Regions from separate parts of the Homo sapiens genome. Here region 2 is linked to region 1. Evidence: chromatin loops called from intact Hi-C (ENCODE). Cell type or tissue: psoas muscle. All regions are shown on one strand. Each heading gives the region's core, and the rest is flanking DNA. Links, peaks and the distances in the headings are about the cores only.

Region 1 (8,334 bases), core at 187-8,186:
CGCCACCATGCGCAGCTAATTTTTGTGTTTTTAGTAGACACGGGGTTTCACCATGTCAGTCAGGCTGGTGTGGAGCTCCTGACCTCAGGTGATCCACCCGCCTTGGCCTCCCAAAGTGCTGGGATTACAGGCGTAAGCCACTGTGCCTGGCCGATTTCTTTATTAAATATAAAACAATGGACTAAGCTGTCCCACCCCCTCGTAGCCACATTCTACTGCTTGAAAGGTGAGAAAGAGGGAAAAGGTTGCACACTGCAAATGCAATAGAAGCAAACCCAACAAAAACTGGAAAGTGGCCAAAGCATTCTACCTCTTACAAAATACACTCATGGACACACAAAGTGATGAATTGGAGTGGAGATAGGCAAAGATTTATGGAAGAAGTGGAGTTTGACTTGCAGGCTTTTGACAGCCTTCAGAGCAATGATTCTCAAACATCTGTGTTCCTAAGAATCGCTTGGGGCCCCCAAGCAGATCCTAACTTTGTAAGTCTATTCTGACAATCTGCCTGGATTTCTCACAATTCACCCAGTTGAGGCTAATGCCAGAGTTCATGGGCCAGCCTCCAAGACTCTGCTGTCCAGCAGTGCTTTTCAACCTGGGAAGCTTTGAGAAACCTGCACAGCAAACCAATTATATTAGACAAATGCACCTATGTTTTGCATGTTTTTGTGCCGCTGAGGTTGAGAATCCCTACTGCAGAGGTATTTGAAGCAAAAGAAGTAGGCTGAGCCAAGGCCGTGAGGAAGGTGGGAGCAGTGAGTGTTTGAAAACTCAGTCACAGGGAAGTATCATGGCTAGAATGACCCACTCATCACGGGAGTTGTATTTTAACTCATATTACAGGGCAAAGACAAGTAAGAACTAGTGGACTGTGTACCAGAAAAAAAAAAAATCTATCCTCACCTAAAGCATTACTAGGAAATGTATGACCCACTTACTAGTGGGACACAAACAATTTCTTGATTTGTATCTAAGGGGCATTTGTCTGGGGCATAAATGAGTATATCAGTCCGGTGTGAGGTTTCCCGTTGAGGTTAAACTTCTTGGTCAGCCTGGCTCTTTGGCAGTCATTCTGAGAATTAGAATGCAGCAGGCAGAAAGCTCAACAATGTACAGCACATTCTGATATAGTGACTAGCTTTTATCGGCTTATTTTCCAAAATATACTTTGCAATAATATGTGAATCAATTACTACGAAATGAGACTTTTCTGCATAGATACCTAGCACAGAGAATCAGCATCTTATAAGGAATGACCTAAAATGACAGTTTTCTTTTTTTTTAGAGACAAGTTCTCACTATGTTGCCCAGGCTGGTCTCAAAGTCCTGGCCTCAAGTGATCCTCCTGCCTCAGCCTCCAGGGTGGCTAGGATTACAGGAACAGCCACTGTACCCCGCGACAATTTTCTTATCTACCACTTTCCTGCTTTTATATAACCCCAGAATGGAGACTAATTGGTCACTTGTAGTCCATTTTTAACATAGTAACTAGTACTATTAATTCTCAGTTAGGAGCCCGGTGCAGTTGCTCACACCTGTAATCCCAGCACTTTGGGAGGCCAAGGTGGTCGGATCTCTTGAGGTCAGGAGTTCAAGACTAGCCTGATCAACATGGTGAAACCTTGTCTCTACTAAAAATACAGAAAATTAGCCAGGCGTGGTGGTGCATGCCTGTAATCCCAGCTATTCAGGAGGCTGAGGCAGGAGAATCACTTGAACCCAGGAGGCAGAGGTGGAGGTTGTGGTGAGTCGAGATCGCACTGTTGCACCCCAGCCTGGGCAACAGAGTAAGACTCTGTTAAAAAAAAAAAAAAAAAAAAGCCGGGCACAGTGGCTCATGCCTGTAATCCTAGTACTTTGGGAGGCCAAAGCAGGTGGATCACTTGAGGTCAGAAGTTCAAGACCAGCCTGGCCAACATGGCGAAACCCCTCCTCTACTAAAAATACAAAAATTTGCCAGGCGTGGTGGCACGTACCTGTAATTCCAGCTACTTGGGAGGCTGAGGCAGGAAAATCTCTTGAACCCAAGAGGCGGAGGTTGCAGTGAGCCAAGATTGCGCCACTGCACTCCAGCCTGGGAGACAGAGTGAGATTCTGTCTTAAAAAAAAAAAAATTCTCAGTTATGGTCTTAAAGTCTGAGAGGCCAATTCCTATACAAGAAAAAGATAGTGATAGTCTGTGTCATGAAAAGATCCTCAGGCACACTGGCCCGTGGACAGACACCTTGCTGCAATCAACCTTTACAGCAATGAATTTCCTCTACAACCAAGCTCAAGATTTCTCTCTAGATACTTGATACAAGAATGAGATTTGAACAATAAGGAAGGAAACTGCAGATCCTGAATTTTCCAAGACAATTTAGATGTTAATCAATTTTGTCTATAGGTATCGATATTGGTACACATACAACCCAGAAAAAAAAAAAAGTCCTTTGTCAGACCAAGCGTCCTGGTTTTTAGTTCAGAAGCATCGTGTTCTTCCTTCCCTCAAATCACTGCTGCTTCCTCTTCTCTCACCTGGAAATCTATGTGGATTTTCCTACAGATTATAATTTGCTGATCTAACTAGTCTCCAGATTCATCTCTCCTGCTCCTCCCTGCTTTAAAATAGCTCATAGGACTGCTAATCGTATTTATGTATGTATATGTAGACTTAGGCGTGCATAAATATCAGAGATTACATAGGCTTTCTGTGGCCCAAGAGGTGAAATTATTTTGAGCTACCCACTCCATCTTCCCTTCTCTCCCCACACCAGTTCTCTATCTGTGGAAGCCCAAAGTGATTGCATAGGATTTCTATTAATTCTCCAGCAGAGACTTAAAGCCTGGGGTCTTGTTAGCCTTTGGGTTCCTGCTTCCAGATATGATGCTTCTATTCTGTATCATGTTGATTTGGACCTAAACCCAGTCCCTCCTTCCATGTACACACGCACACACTCACACTCACACATGCACGGAGTCCAAATGACTCCATACATTCAGGATGTGGGGTACAAGGAGAAGAGTAGATGTCAAAAGCACCCAAAAGCAGTCTGCATAAAATGGTTCTTAAACTGGCCGGGCACAGTGACTCACGCCTTTAATCCTAGCACTTTGGGAGACCAAGGCAGGTGGATCACCTGAGGTTGGCAGTCAAAGACCAAACTAGCCAACATGGCAAAACCCCGTCTCTACTAAAAATACAAAAATTAGCCAGGCATGGTAGTGGGCACCTGTAATCCCAGCTATTTGGGAGGCTGAGGAAAGGAGAATTGCTTGAACCTGGGAGGCAGAGGTTGCAGTGAGCAGAGATCGCACTACTGTACTCCAGCCTGGGCGACAAAGCGAGACTCTGTCTCAAAAAAAAAAAAAAAAAAAAAAAAGAATAAGTAAATAGATAAGAAAGAAACTAACTTTACACATTACAATTCTCTCTCTCCATGTGTATATATATGTGTATACATACATCTATACACATATATATGTATAGATATGTATGGTGGTGGGAGGAAAGGAGACATTAACTGCAGAAGATGAGGTGACACTTTGGCAAAACTGAAAATTCGGAGTAGAAGATGTCAATAAGAATGTAAGCTCCTGGATCCCTCCCCTAAAATTCTCAGCAATATTGGTGGTTGGAGGGAAGTACTAAATTCTCCCCATCCGGTAAGATGAGGGCTACAGTACATTTAGACAATTTTTTAAAGAAAGGGTGGTTGAACCAGAGGCTGAAAAACTGGAAATTTGAAACCTCAAATTCCAAAAATACACAAAAAGGAAGACACAACCACAGCGACCCAGAGCTGATGCAATGAGAATTCATGGGATAATAGAAATATCAGAAGCCAGAAAGCCAACTTTTCCGTATCTGAAATGTTACTACATGCTCTCTGGAGCAATTTGCCTCAAGTTGAATTTGGGTGAGAGGTTTATAATCCAGGAAAATCCTACATGTAGTTATATTGCCAATACTTTAGAAATTTTAAAGCACCCCTACATGTTTATCTTATTTGATTCTCCCAACATCTTCCTAAGTACCCCTCACACTGCACATAGCCACTGAGCCATGCCGCCCTAGTTCGGGAGCTGGGGCTTTGCTTCCTCCACCACTGAGCCGCTAGTGTCAGTTATCCTGCCCCGTTTTGGGTGTCCATGTGGGGAAAGTCTGGGGCTTTATCTATAGAATGAACCATGGGCAGTAGGCAGGCAGCTGGAGGAACAGCTGCCTTGACTCAAATAGCACAGAAGGCGATACTCTCTAAAACAGAGCTTGCCACCAGGGGTGCTGTAGGGGAGAAAATATTCTTTTCCTTACCCATTGCTAGGTCCATGGCTGAGGCACCTATAGCAAAAGACAGATTAACAAGAGCATACCAATTTATTTAAATTTCATGTAACACAAGAGCCTTTGGAAACCAAGGCTCAAAGAAACAGGGAAACGTGTTTTTATGTTAAACTTGATGAAGAGGGGACAGTGGAGGAGAAGTGTGATGAGACAAAGGGAGTGTGATGTAATAGTAATAAACTAGAGGGAACTTAGCAAGGCCAGTTTACTCAGATTCTTCTCTGTGTTCCTGGGTGTTCATTGATAAGGACTGTTCAGCCCAGCGTGGTGGCTCACGTCTATAATCCCAGCACTTTGGGAGGCCCAGGTGAGCGGATCCCTGGAGCCTAGGAGTTCGAGATCAGCCTGGGCAACACAGGGAGACCACTGTCTCTACAAAAAAATGTAAAAATTAGCCTGCAGTCTCAGCTACCTGGGAGGCTGAGAGGTGGGAGGATCGCTTGAGCCCAGCAGGTCAAGGCTGCAGTGATTGTGCCACTGCGCTCCAGCCTGGGCGACAAGAGTGAGACAGCGAGGACTTACCTCAAAAAAAAAGAAAAAGAATGCTCCTTTTCTCTGGGTATACAAAGGGCACCTCTCACATGAGGATCTTATGATCCACTCCAGAGGCAGGTCAGAGAATTCTTTTATGGCCTTCTTCAGGGGACAATGGCAGAGAAGATTAGAGAGTGAACTTCTTGCTTCTTCAGTTCTCTCAAATATAAGGTGTCATATTTTGGGGTAGTGAAGTCCCAAGCTCCCAAACTGCACACAGCACCTAGCATGGGCTTGGTTTGGAAGACTTTCATTTGCCTGACTCTTTTGCTGTCTCCCTTTGTATCAGCACCTCTCATCACCAGCCCCGACTATCTCCAAGGCCAGGATGCCCCATCTTTCTCTTCCTCACCCCTGCAGCACTGGTCATCTTTTGTGGTGACCTTGGCCTCATCACCCTCATCCCCTCACCTCACTTCCCTGCTGGGGTGAGTCTGCCAACTCCTCACTTCTCTTTTCATCCTATATTTACAGCATAAACCCTATGGCTTGCTGCTCCATTCCCTCTTTTGATTTCAAAAGTATACTTTGAGGCCAGGTGCAATGGCTCACATCTGTATTCCAAGGACTTTGGGAGGCTGAGGCAGGAGGATCGCTTGAGGTCAGGAGTTTGAGACCTGCCTGGGCAACATGGTGAGACCTCATCTCTATAAAAAACAAAAAAATTCACCAAACATGGTGGTACATACCTGTAGTTCCAGCTACTTAGGAGGCTGGGGCAGGAGGATCCCTTGAGCCAAAGAGTTTGAGGCTGCAGGGAATTATGACCTTCCTGTTGTGCTCCAGCCTGGGCAAGAGCAAGACCTTGTCTCTCAAAAAAAAAAAAAAAAAACCCTACTTTGAAAGCAAAACCAATGAGCAAGATGTATGTCTCTTTCCCTGCCCTTTTGCCATACACTCCTTGTGATCCTCAAGGCCTGTGAGCATCTCTGTCTGAACCTGGAAGAGGATGTACAAAGAGGTGAGGAGGAGGAAAGCACACAGCATCACGGTCTTTCTCCATACAGGTGAGATTTATTACCTGCATTTGCATATGAAGACATTGGGGTGAAGATCTGTAAGTGACTTATGCAAGTTCAGTCAGGCCAGCAGCAGCAGCACCGCTGGAAACAGAACTTCTGACCCATGCAGGCAGGCAGGGAGGGAGGTTTTACTGTATTGGGTGGCTGCTCAGAAGCCCACAGGGATTGGCTAACATATTCTAGACGTATAACCCTAACTTTATCGTCAACTTTATGACATGTCAATAAGATTAAAGCAGCAGGCAGGCTGGGTGCAGTGGCTCATGCCTGTAACCCCAGCACTTTGGGAGGCCAAGGCGGGAGGGTTACTTGAGCTCAGGAGTTTGAGACCAAGCATGGTGGTGCACACCTGTAGTCCCAGATACTTGTGGCTGAGGTAGGAGGATCACTTAAGCCCAGCAGGTGGAAGCTGCAGTGAGCTGTGATCATGCCATGGCACTCCAACCTGGATGACAGAGCAAGACCCTGCCTCAAAAACAAAAAACAAAAAAAAGCTCTACAAATAATTCACCATGTTTGTATAATATTTATGCTTTACCAAGCACATCACCATCCATCACCTCATTTATCCTTATGAAATCTCCATAACACAGATGTTATTCACATTTTATATGTGAAGAAATTAAGGCTCAGACAAGGTCATAATACTGGGAATTTGCATAATCAAGAATTAAAGGCTGTTCTTGTCTTTGAAAGTGGAGGTCATTCTCCTGCACTTGGCTGCTCTGAAATCCTTTTATGTTGTTGTGGACAAAGAGTTTCACTCTGTCACCCAGGCTGGAGTGCAGTGGGGCAATCTCAGCCCACTGTAGCCTCAACCTCTCAGGCTCAAGTGATCCTTCCACCTCGGCCTCTCAATTAGCTGGAACTACAGGCGTGCCCCACCAGGCCTGGCTAATTTTTGTATTTTTTTGTAGAGACGGGTTTTTGTCATGTTGTCCAGGCTGGTCTTGAACTCCTGGGCTCAAGTGATCCTCCCACCTTGGCTTCCTAAAGTGCTAGGATTACCGGCCTGAGCCACCGTGCCTGACCTGCTCTGAAATCCTTCATGACTGACCATCCCTACATCTCTTGGGGTTGTGGGTCATTGTGGCACAAGTAGCTTTAACTCAATTGCTCCATGAGTCTCAACAACTAAACAGTGTTGTAGGTTTGCTTTCTGTACGCCCCAGTTCACTTTATTGCACCTCACAGTCAGAGACCATTTGTCTAACCCAGGCCAAACATCTTTCAAATGGGTGTTTGTTCTTAATGACAATTCTATGTGCGTGAAAAATTGGGATAGATTGTTCCCTAGTGCTACTGGAAAAGCGCTTGCCATGGATGCCTTAGTATTAGACATGGCACGAGAGCCTGTGTCAGTTAGGATATAGACAGTCACAACTAAGAGGAAAGGTAACTAGACCCGGTTGAAACTATAACATGATTTTATTGGTTCTTCTAAGTGCCAAGTTTACAAACCACATAATCCTCAGGTATGGAATTATCTGGACATTTATGGCACAATCAGGGCTCTTGGACTCCATTCATTATCTCTACCCTCTTCCAAGTATTTGGTTTCTTCATTGTTCTGGCCTCTGTCCTAGTGGTGTAATGGACACATCAGTTCCTGTTTCCACATCTGTGCATACCCTGTCAGAAGGAAATGAGATCAGTTTTGTCCCAGAGGTCTAGGCTAAGCCATGAGTTTTATTCTTAATGGACTGGTGGAGTGCCGTGCTGGAACCAGTCATCAAGGCCAAGGCCATGGATGCACCAATTGACTTAGCCCAAGTCCGCATTCACCCTTTGAAGCCAGGGCGAGTATCACCTTTTCCTGTACCATATGGTCCCCCAAATGGAAAACATACACTGTTGGAAAGGAGAAAGGGGGAATGGCTATTGGGGAGGGAACACCAAGTGTCTACGCCTGCAGAGCTTCCCACCCCGCATGCCAGGGCATGTGGAGTGACTAGATTAAGATATGCTGAGATCACAGCAGGCCTTGGAGCTCACATAAGGCTGGAACAGCCAGAGTACCCAGTGAGATCTCCATCCTTGAGCCATTGTATACGCTGTACAAATGTGTCTACTTTCTAAGCTTGCCGTGATAAGAAAGAATTGCCAAGTACTGTGCTACCGAGCCATTTTGATGATTCTTATGCCATGAAAATAATTTCACAGTAATAGCCTCAGGCAATCTTCTCCTGACGGTAGTACTTTTATGAACTATCTTAAATTTCCATTTCTAGAAAAGGTTGTGGAAAAACTAGTTTGGATAGCACCTAATCTCTGAGTCTGAACATAAAGTATAGCTTTGATATCAAGAATCGATTGAGTGCTCTTCCCCAACCTTCCCCATAAGTGGGTTTGGGATTTATCCAGCTAGGTTTGATTGGAGATGATACTAGACTTTAGCCCTCTAGCTCCCCTAGACCAGGGTTTCTTATTTGGGGGCCTCAGAGATAAACA
Region 2 (8,334 bases), core at 303-8,302, 190 kb before region 1:
AGAGCCAAACTACCACGGAGCTCATCGGCCCTATCTAGTAGCCCATATACTCTCTATTGCCTGCTGCCTGTGTGTTGCAGTGACCCATAAGAGGTAGGCCACTGGGGTGGCTGAACAGAAGGGGATGATGAAAACTGCAGGTGATCATCAAGTGCTCATTGCTGGTAGTCTGTACTTAGTCATTCTTGGCGCGGCTACACATGTTCAGTGTATTCAAGCTAGAGCTGTGTTTTTTGGGAAGTCAAAGTTGCTATTCATTCTCGCAACAGAAAGAATGCTGACAAGTAGTGTCATGTCACACAAGTAGTTTCATAATTACAGAGACTTCACTGTTTTTTATGTTGGAAAACCAACTAGTACAGAATTAAGGAATAATTATAAGAGAATGGAGGTCAACAAGAGCTTTTCTGAAAAGATAAAAAATCCATGGGGGTGGGAGTAGGGGGTGGGGAGGGAAAATGAGAAACCAATATTTGCTGCAAAGACACGGGGGCCTTGTTGATCAAGAACACAGCCAGGCACAGTGGCATGCGCCTGTAATCCCAGCTACTTGGGAGGCTAAGGCAGGAAGATTGCTTGAGCCCAGGAGTGTGAGCTCAGCCTGGGCAACATAACAAGATCCAGTCTCTAAAAATAATTAATTAACTGGTTTTTTAAAAAGAAGAAGAAGAAGAACCAGTGATAGTTATAGCTGTTCCTCTTCATTCACTATCCTCTGTGAGCTAAGAATTTCCCCCCAACATATATAAATGCAGGACACATCCCACACATGCATTTGCCATATAAACATCCCATGTATTGCGATGCATAGCAGAAACAAGTGTTCACACCTTCTTTTACTGGAGCTTTGTTTTATATTTGGGTAGAAAAGAATAATTTCTGTAATAACTAGGGGAGGGAAAAATCCTATTCTGCATTTCTATAAAATTTGAGAATTAAGTTGTGTGGTATAATAACCTATCAGAACATTGTAATGTTTATTTTGCCCTATTTTGCTTTCTGATCCTTGTTCGTTCTTGGAAAAGAAATTGTAAATGTATTTTATCCAAAGCCATAAAGCAATTATTTAATGTAATGGGGACTCTAAGAACAAATACAAGCATCCTCAAGAAGTTCAGCCTATTAGGAAGATAAGACACAAAAACAACGATCATATTAAGCAGAACATGCTTTGCTTTATAAAATAAGTAAGCAAACACAACGGTAAAGGAGAGATGGGGAAATGAGAGAAAACGTGAAGGAGATGTGATTTGAGCTGGGTCTTAAAGAATCTATGGGAATTCAATAGGCAGAGATAGAGAGATAATTCCAAGCAGAAGGAATCATCAAACAAATGACCTGGAGGTGGGAAAGGCCAAGGTATGTTAAAACAAGAGCAAGTAGGCTGGGCACACTGGCACACGCCTGTAATCCCAACACTTTGGGAGGCTAAGGCAGGCAGATCACTGGAGGTCAGGAGTTCAAGACCAGCCTGGCCAACATGGTGAAACCCTGTCTCTACTAAAAATACAAAAATTAGCCAGGTATGGTAGCACACACCTGTCTTCCCAGCTACTCGGGAGGCTGAGGCAGGAGAATCGCTTGAACCTGGGAAATGGAGGTTGCAGTGAGCCAAGATTGCACCATTGCACTCCAGCCTGGGCGACAGAGCTAGACTCCATCTCAAAAAAAAAAAAAAAAAAACCCACCGGGCACAGTGGCTCACGCCTGTAATCCCAGCACTTTGGGAGGCTGAGGCAGGCAGATCACTTGAGGTCAGGAGTTCGAGACCAGCCTGGCCAACATGGTGAAACCTCATCTCTACTAAAAATACAAAAATTAGCCGGGCATGGTGGCAAGCACCTGTAGTTCCAGCTACTTGGGAGGCTGAGACAGGAGAATTGCTTCAACCCGGGAGACAGAGGTTGCAGTGAGCCAAGATCGTGCTATTGCACTCCAGCCTGGGCGACAGAGTGAGACTCCGTTTCAAATAAAAAAAAGAAAAAAGAAAAAGAGAGCAAGTAGCTGGATGTGGCTGAGCACTGGATCCCTGAAGTGGATGGTCATAGGCACGCTAGAAACATGGATCTCTGTCTATTTAGCTGAGAATTCTGGATTAAATTCCTAGAAAGCCGCTGAAGGCTTTTAAGCACAAAAATGTCTTCAGAACTGCTGCAGGAATATACAGTACAGGTAATGAGTAATTTTAGAATGGATATAACTGGTAGGGAAGAGGACAGAGAATTCTCTTGTTGGAATGGCTAGTTTTGAGGGTGTGGGTCAGGTTAAGACAATAAATGAAACCAGTAGAGAGCTGATTCACTGGGGCAAAATGGAGCCAGGCTAGTGTTCACAAATGGCCCTATGGCAGATTCAGTGGACGTGAAGGAGTGATTACGGTGTAGGATAAAGGGATAGTTATCAAAGGAGTTCTTGACTCTTCCATAATTTAGAAATGGAACTGGTGGTTCAATTCCTCAACTGGTGGTTGAGGAACTGGAGATAAAGAGTCTTGAAGCTGGGGAAATTTGTGAGACCATAAACATGAATGTTGAAATCTCAGAGGATGGGATAGAAAGCCCAATGAAACGGGCTGAAGTCGCTACAGAAGATATTCCAGGAATATCCTGGAAGTTAGTAGATAATAGAGAAAACTGTATGAGTGGAATTAGCCTCAAAATAAGAGTTTAAAGGGTGGTGGCAACAGAAAATGCATCCATAAAGGGCAAGGGGAAAGAAAAAGTATGTCAATACACATGAAAACTGAGAACATTGATTGCATTCAGGGAGAGAAATCTGGTGATTGGAAACGCAGATAGGAGAGAGAGTTTTCAGTGACTACCCTGTTGAATTTGGGATTTTAAACCATGAAAATGCTTTAAATTAATTAGAAGAGTACTTTTTCTAATTAATTGGTTAATGTTTGTTTGTTTGTGTATACTGACCTCACAATTTCTTCTAAAAAAAAAAAACAGGAGAAGTAGCCTCAAATTGGCAAGGTCTTGAGGGTAATGGTATTACCAAGGAAAAATCCTTGGTTCCCTTAAGGCAGAGGTGTGAAAGAAGGAAGTTGCTCATTGTAAAAGGGGTTTTTGTAGGACCTTGAAGCCAGCTTATACTGAAGCTGCTACATTGTCTGGAGTAAATACCCAGGGTTTGTCATCTCGCGGCAGGAAAATTTAGGACATGGACACTCATGAGGAGTTTAGGAGCGGAAGTTTAACAGGCAAAAGAAGGAGGAAGAAAAAGAAAGGAAAACAGCTCTCTCTAGTGAGAGAAGGGTCTTCCGAGAGGACCTGCCAGTGGTGGATGTGCCAGATTTTATAGTCAGGTTTGAGGAGGCGGTGTCTGATTTACATAATGCTCACAGATTGGTTCAATTAAGTGTGACATTTACATAGCGAGCAGGGAAGGCTGGTTGCCCCACCCTAATCTTATTACGCAAATAAACTTTCTCCTTGGGCTGCGCCATCTTGTCTGCTCCTTGCTGTACACGCGGCTGGCAGAGGAAAGATGGGACTGCCATTTTGAACATGATTGGCACAACTGCCGGCATCTATGTCTGCAGCTTGATCTTACAGGCTGCTGTTTGTTAGAAAGGAAAATAGTTTGGGGCTGCTTTTCATTAAAAGGAAAACAAATAGTCTGGGGCTGCTTTTCATTCAAAGGAAAACATTACCAAGGACTTCCGTACCCTCACTATCTGCCTAAGTAATTTCTTCTTAACTCCTGTATCAATATTGGCTCATGAGAGCTGACTATGAAAGTTTTAATAATTTTTTCAGCTGGTTGACATCAAGTTGGTTGGTACAAAAAAAAGTCATGTGGCAGTATTTACACCATGGAAAACAGCAAATGCTACAAAGGAGAAATCCCCTCTGCCCCTCTTCAGAGAGCCTGTTGTTAAACATTTACCAGCACACCACTGCAAAGGCCTTAATGGAAAGCCCTGTTAGAGGGCACATTATGGAGTGGGTCAGATGGAGGTGGGGATGGGTGGCATGGATGAGTCAGCTGGAGGATGAGGCCGCTGGAGTGGATGAAGTGAGCAAAGGTGATAGGAATGCGGGAAACAAAACTGTAGGGTACCACTGCAGTAGCTTATTAGCAACAGATCTTTGGAGACGAAAATTCAGACTCTGAGGCCAGAGGGCCCCAAGTTAGAATCCAAACACTTCCACCCAAAGCTGTGCCATCAAACAGATGTTGCTGGATCTGAGTGTCAGTTTTCTCATATTTAATCGTGTTGTAGAGATGGAATGAGACAATGCATATAGAACAGCTAACCCTGGCTGGGTACGGTGGAGCACACCTGTAATCCTAGCACTTTGGGAGGCTGAGGCCGGCGGATTACCTGAGGTCAGGGGTTCAAGACCACTCTGGACAACCAACATAGTGAAATCCCGTCTCTACTAAAAACACAAAACTTAGCCAGGCGTGGTGGAGCATGTCTGTAATCCCAGCTACTTGGGAGGCTGAGGCAGGATAATCGCTTGAACCAGGAGGCAAAGATTGCAGCGAGCCGAGATCGCACCACTGCACTCCACCCTGGGTGACAAAGTGAGACTCCATCTCAAAAAAAAACCAGCTAACCCACTGCGTGGTACTTGGCAGTGCTCTGCCTATGCTAATGAATGGGGGTGATGATTGTGGTGGACTCGGTACTGATAGTGGAGGTGAATGGGGGTGATGATTGTGGTGGACTCGGTACTGATAGTGGAGGTGAATGGGGGTGATGATTGTGGTGGACTCGGTACTGATAGTGGAGGTGAATGGGGGTGATGATTGTGGTGGACTCGGTACTGATAGTGGAGGTGAATGGGGGTGATGATTGTGGTGGACTCGGTACTGATAGTGGAGGTGAATGGGGGTGATGATTGTGGTGGACTCGGTACTGATAGTGGAGGTGAGAAGAGTAGAGTTGGACGTGGTATAGGTGATGACAGTGGGGTGGTGATAGTAGGGGTGGAAGTGATTATAGTAGAGGTAGTGGGGTGGTAAAGGTGGTAGTGGTGGTGGCAGGTTTTTATTATTATTATTTATTACAGATAGGGTCTTGCTCTGTCACCCAGGCTGAAGTGCCATGGCACAATCATGGCTAGCTGCAGCCTTGAACTCCTGGGCTCAAGTGATCCTCCCACCTCAGCCTCATGAGTAGCTGGGATCACAAGTATGCACCAGTGCGCCCAGCTGATTTTTTTATTTTTTTGTAGAGATAGGAGCTCATTTTGTTGTGCAGGCTAGTCTCAAACTCCTGGCCTCAAATGATTGTCTCACCGCAGCCTCCCAAAGTGCTGGAATTATAGGCATGAGCCACCACACTTGGCCATGGCAGCATTTTTTAAAATATACATATATATATATATATTTTAATATTATAGAGACAAGATCTCACTCTGTTGCCCAGGCTGTTCTCAAACTCCTGGCCTCAAGAGATCCTCCCACCTCTGCTTCCCAAAGTGCTGGGATTACAGGCATGCGCCACCATGCCTGGCAATGGCAGCAGTTTTAAGAGTAGCAATCGGCCAGGCATGGTGGCTCACTCTTGTCCTCCCAGCACTTTGGGAGGCCAAGGCAGGTGGATAACTTAGGGTCAGAAGTTCAAGACCAGCCTGGCCAACATGGTGAAACCCTGTCTCTGCTAAAGTATAAAAATTAGCTGGGTGTGGTGGTGGGTGCCTGTAATCCCAGCTACTCGGGAAGCTGAGGCAGGAGAATCGCTTGAACCCAGGAGGCGGAGGTCGCAGTGAGCTGAGATCGCACCACTGCACTCCAGCCTGGGCAACAGAGTGAGACTCCCTCTCAAAAGAAAAAAAAAAGGCTGGGTACAGTGGCTCACTCCTGTAATCCCAGCACTTTGGGAGGCCGAGGCAGGCTGATCACCTGAGGTCAGGAGTTTGAGACCAGCGTGGCCAACATGGTGAAACCCCGTCTCTACTAAAAATAAAAAATTAGCTGGGCATGGTGGCGCATGCCTGTAGTCCCAGCTGCTCGGGAAGCTGAGGCAGGAGAATAGCTTGAACCCAGGAGTCGAAGGTTGCAGTGAGCCGAGTTCATGCCACTGCACTCCAGCCTGGGCGAAGAGTGAGACTCCATCCAAAAAAAAGAGTTGCAATCATCCTCCTCTCATTCACAGCAGCAATTGTGTGCTAACAATAGTTATTAAAATAGCTGTTTACTAGAATAGCTCTCTGCTATGAGTATCCTATCAACCATGGCTTTCTATCAATTAGTGCTTCTAAAGAGTGACAGTACACGATAACCAATGGGAGCAATGCTTTAGTAAACCAGACAGGTCGCTGAGGGCAACAGGAATATGAACAATTACAATGCCATCCAGTAAGGGCCATAATAGAGATATGCAAAGTGTTAAAAGAATGCAGTAGAGGGATAGGTTTGTGCCGCAGGAGGACCAGGGAGGCATCACTATCAAAGACAGTGAATTGAGCCCTGAATGTGAAAAGAAACTGGGGAGGGGCTCCCCAGGCACGCACAGAGGTGTGGAGGCAAGTAAGTACAAGGCATGTGAAGTAAAAGAGCGAAGCCAAAGAATAGGGCCTGGGGAACCACGGAAGACAGAGTTGAATCTAGACTAAGATAGACCTTGAACTTTATCCTTTTGCCAGTAGGAAGTAATCGGTGTCTTAGAGTATCATTCACTTTAATGTAGAATAAATTAAAGAGGCAAAAGACTGAAGACACAAAAACCAGTTGGAATACAACAGGCAAGAGGAGATAAGGACTTGCCCCAGGCATGGCACTGGGGATGGAGAGGAAAGAACAGGTGTAGGAATCCACCAGGGGAGGTGGCCAGGGAGAAAGTAGAACTACAGTGAAAGGAGGAGGCAGACTAGCTTGGTTCTTGCCAGCTAGTCTGCCTTGATGCCGGACATGTGCTCGCCACCACTATTGATGAATGGTTGAAACTGATACAACAAGATTAGGGAGAACACGATAACTTTAAGAGGAATACAAAGTAAGAACTAGAACTTAGTTGTGAGTAGTCTCTAAAAGTCTTAAACACTCCTGGGTTTATCTACCTGTTTCTCATTAACTTTTTTTTTTTTTTTTTTTTTTTTTTTTTTTTGAGATAGAGTTTTGCTCTTGTTGCCCAGGCTGGAGTGCAATGGCGAGATCTTGGCTCACCGCAACCTCTGCCTCCCAGGTTCAAGCGATTCTCCAGCCTCAGCCTCCAGAGTACCTGGGATTACAGGCATGTGCCACCACACCCAGCTGATTTTGTATTTTTAGTAGAGATGACGTTTCTCCATATTGCCCAGGCTGGTCTCGAACTCCTGACCTCAGGTGATCCGCCCTCCTCAGCCTCCCAAAGTGCTGGGATTGCAGGCGTGAACCACCGTTCCCTGCTCTTGTTAACTTTCAAGAAATAGATAAGTAGAAGCCAAAGAGCAAATTCTTGCCTCTGTGTGTGTGTGTGTGTGTGTGTGTGTGTGTGTGTGTGTCTAATCAGCAGTTGAATGATTAGTAATAATCACATTTTCTCCCATTGAAAAAAACTTCTAAAAGAAATCCCATCTTCATAACTTATTTTCAATGATTAAAAAAACAGAATATTAACTTTTCAAATCTGCTTTCTGAATGTCCCTCTTTCCTTTTTAATAATGCTTTTGTTTTTCCTGAACAAATATCTCATTGCAGAAAATTGTAAAGAAAAAAACACGAAATATACAAATAACATGAATTATGCAGGACTCTGTTGGCAATTGGAAGGATTTGGCTTCTACTCTGAGTGAAATATGATCATTTCCAGGTTTTGCCCAAGGGGGTGCATGATCCTGGCTTTTAAGAAATTATTATTCCTGCTCTGCTGAGAATAAACTACATGAGGGCAGGGGTAAAATAATCTATGACTATTTCCTTAAAATAGATTATTTAAAATGGAATTACTTCATCAAGACTATATTTGCTTAGGTTCTCTTAAAGATCATACTCCCATTATTTGTGAATGAGTATGTGTGGGAGAATATATCTGTTTCAAAAGTACTTAAGGAATACAAATGCAAAATCTGTTTTCAACCTTTATGAAAACAACTGGCTCCATCTTAGTCTTAAATAATCAACCTCTTGTGGCATGGTTGACATTTCTGCTCAAGTGCAGCCATGAAGCAGGAAAACATGCATTGCCAATTTAAGAGTCAGGTGGAACTACGAATCCCTTCCCTTATTTAACAAGCATTTATGGAGCACCTAACGTGTGCCAGGCACCAGGCTGCTCCTGAGGATACAGCAATAACACTGACCCAGCCTCTGCTCTGACTTCAAAAGCAAATAATCTGAGAGCTTTTTTTCTTGTAGTGTTTATACATAAAATGTTTACAGTTGCTACAAGTACTG

The links. Peaks named below come from ENCODE experiments on the same cell type or tissue, not always from the same donor. Only the 100,000 strongest peaks of a DNase experiment are listed, where the experiment ranks them.
Region 2: it touches region 1 in a loop (2.7-fold over the local background); 2 of 110 quality-filtered maps call a loop at or near these places.

What each region holds. Positions count from the first base shown.
Region 1 is chr18:3,477,937-3,486,270 of GRCh38, reverse strand. It overlaps GAPLINC (gastric adenocarcinoma associated, positive CD44 regulator, long intergenic non-coding RNA), which reads right to left. Exons shown (of 3, transcript NR_110429.1): 3 at 7,293-7,515. It overlaps LOC105371965 (a long non-coding RNA gene), which reads left to right and starts at 4,547. Exons shown (of 3, transcript XR_935106.3): 1 at 4,547-4,634; 2 at 5,777-5,868. RefSeq lists enhancers at 823-872, 883-962. In psoas muscle, for the core only: CTCF peaks have their summits at 4,054 and 4,262; no DNase peak of the experiment used is centred there.
Region 2 is chr18:3,671,310-3,679,643 of GRCh38, reverse strand. All of the region lies in intron 7 of DLGAP1 (DLG associated protein 1), which reads left to right. Among named protein-coding and RNA genes, the nearest start is that of DLGAP1-AS6, 22 kb to the right of the region's middle. In psoas muscle, for the core only: no CTCF peak of the experiment used is centred there; no DNase peak of the experiment used is centred there; H3K27me3 peaks cover 869 bases.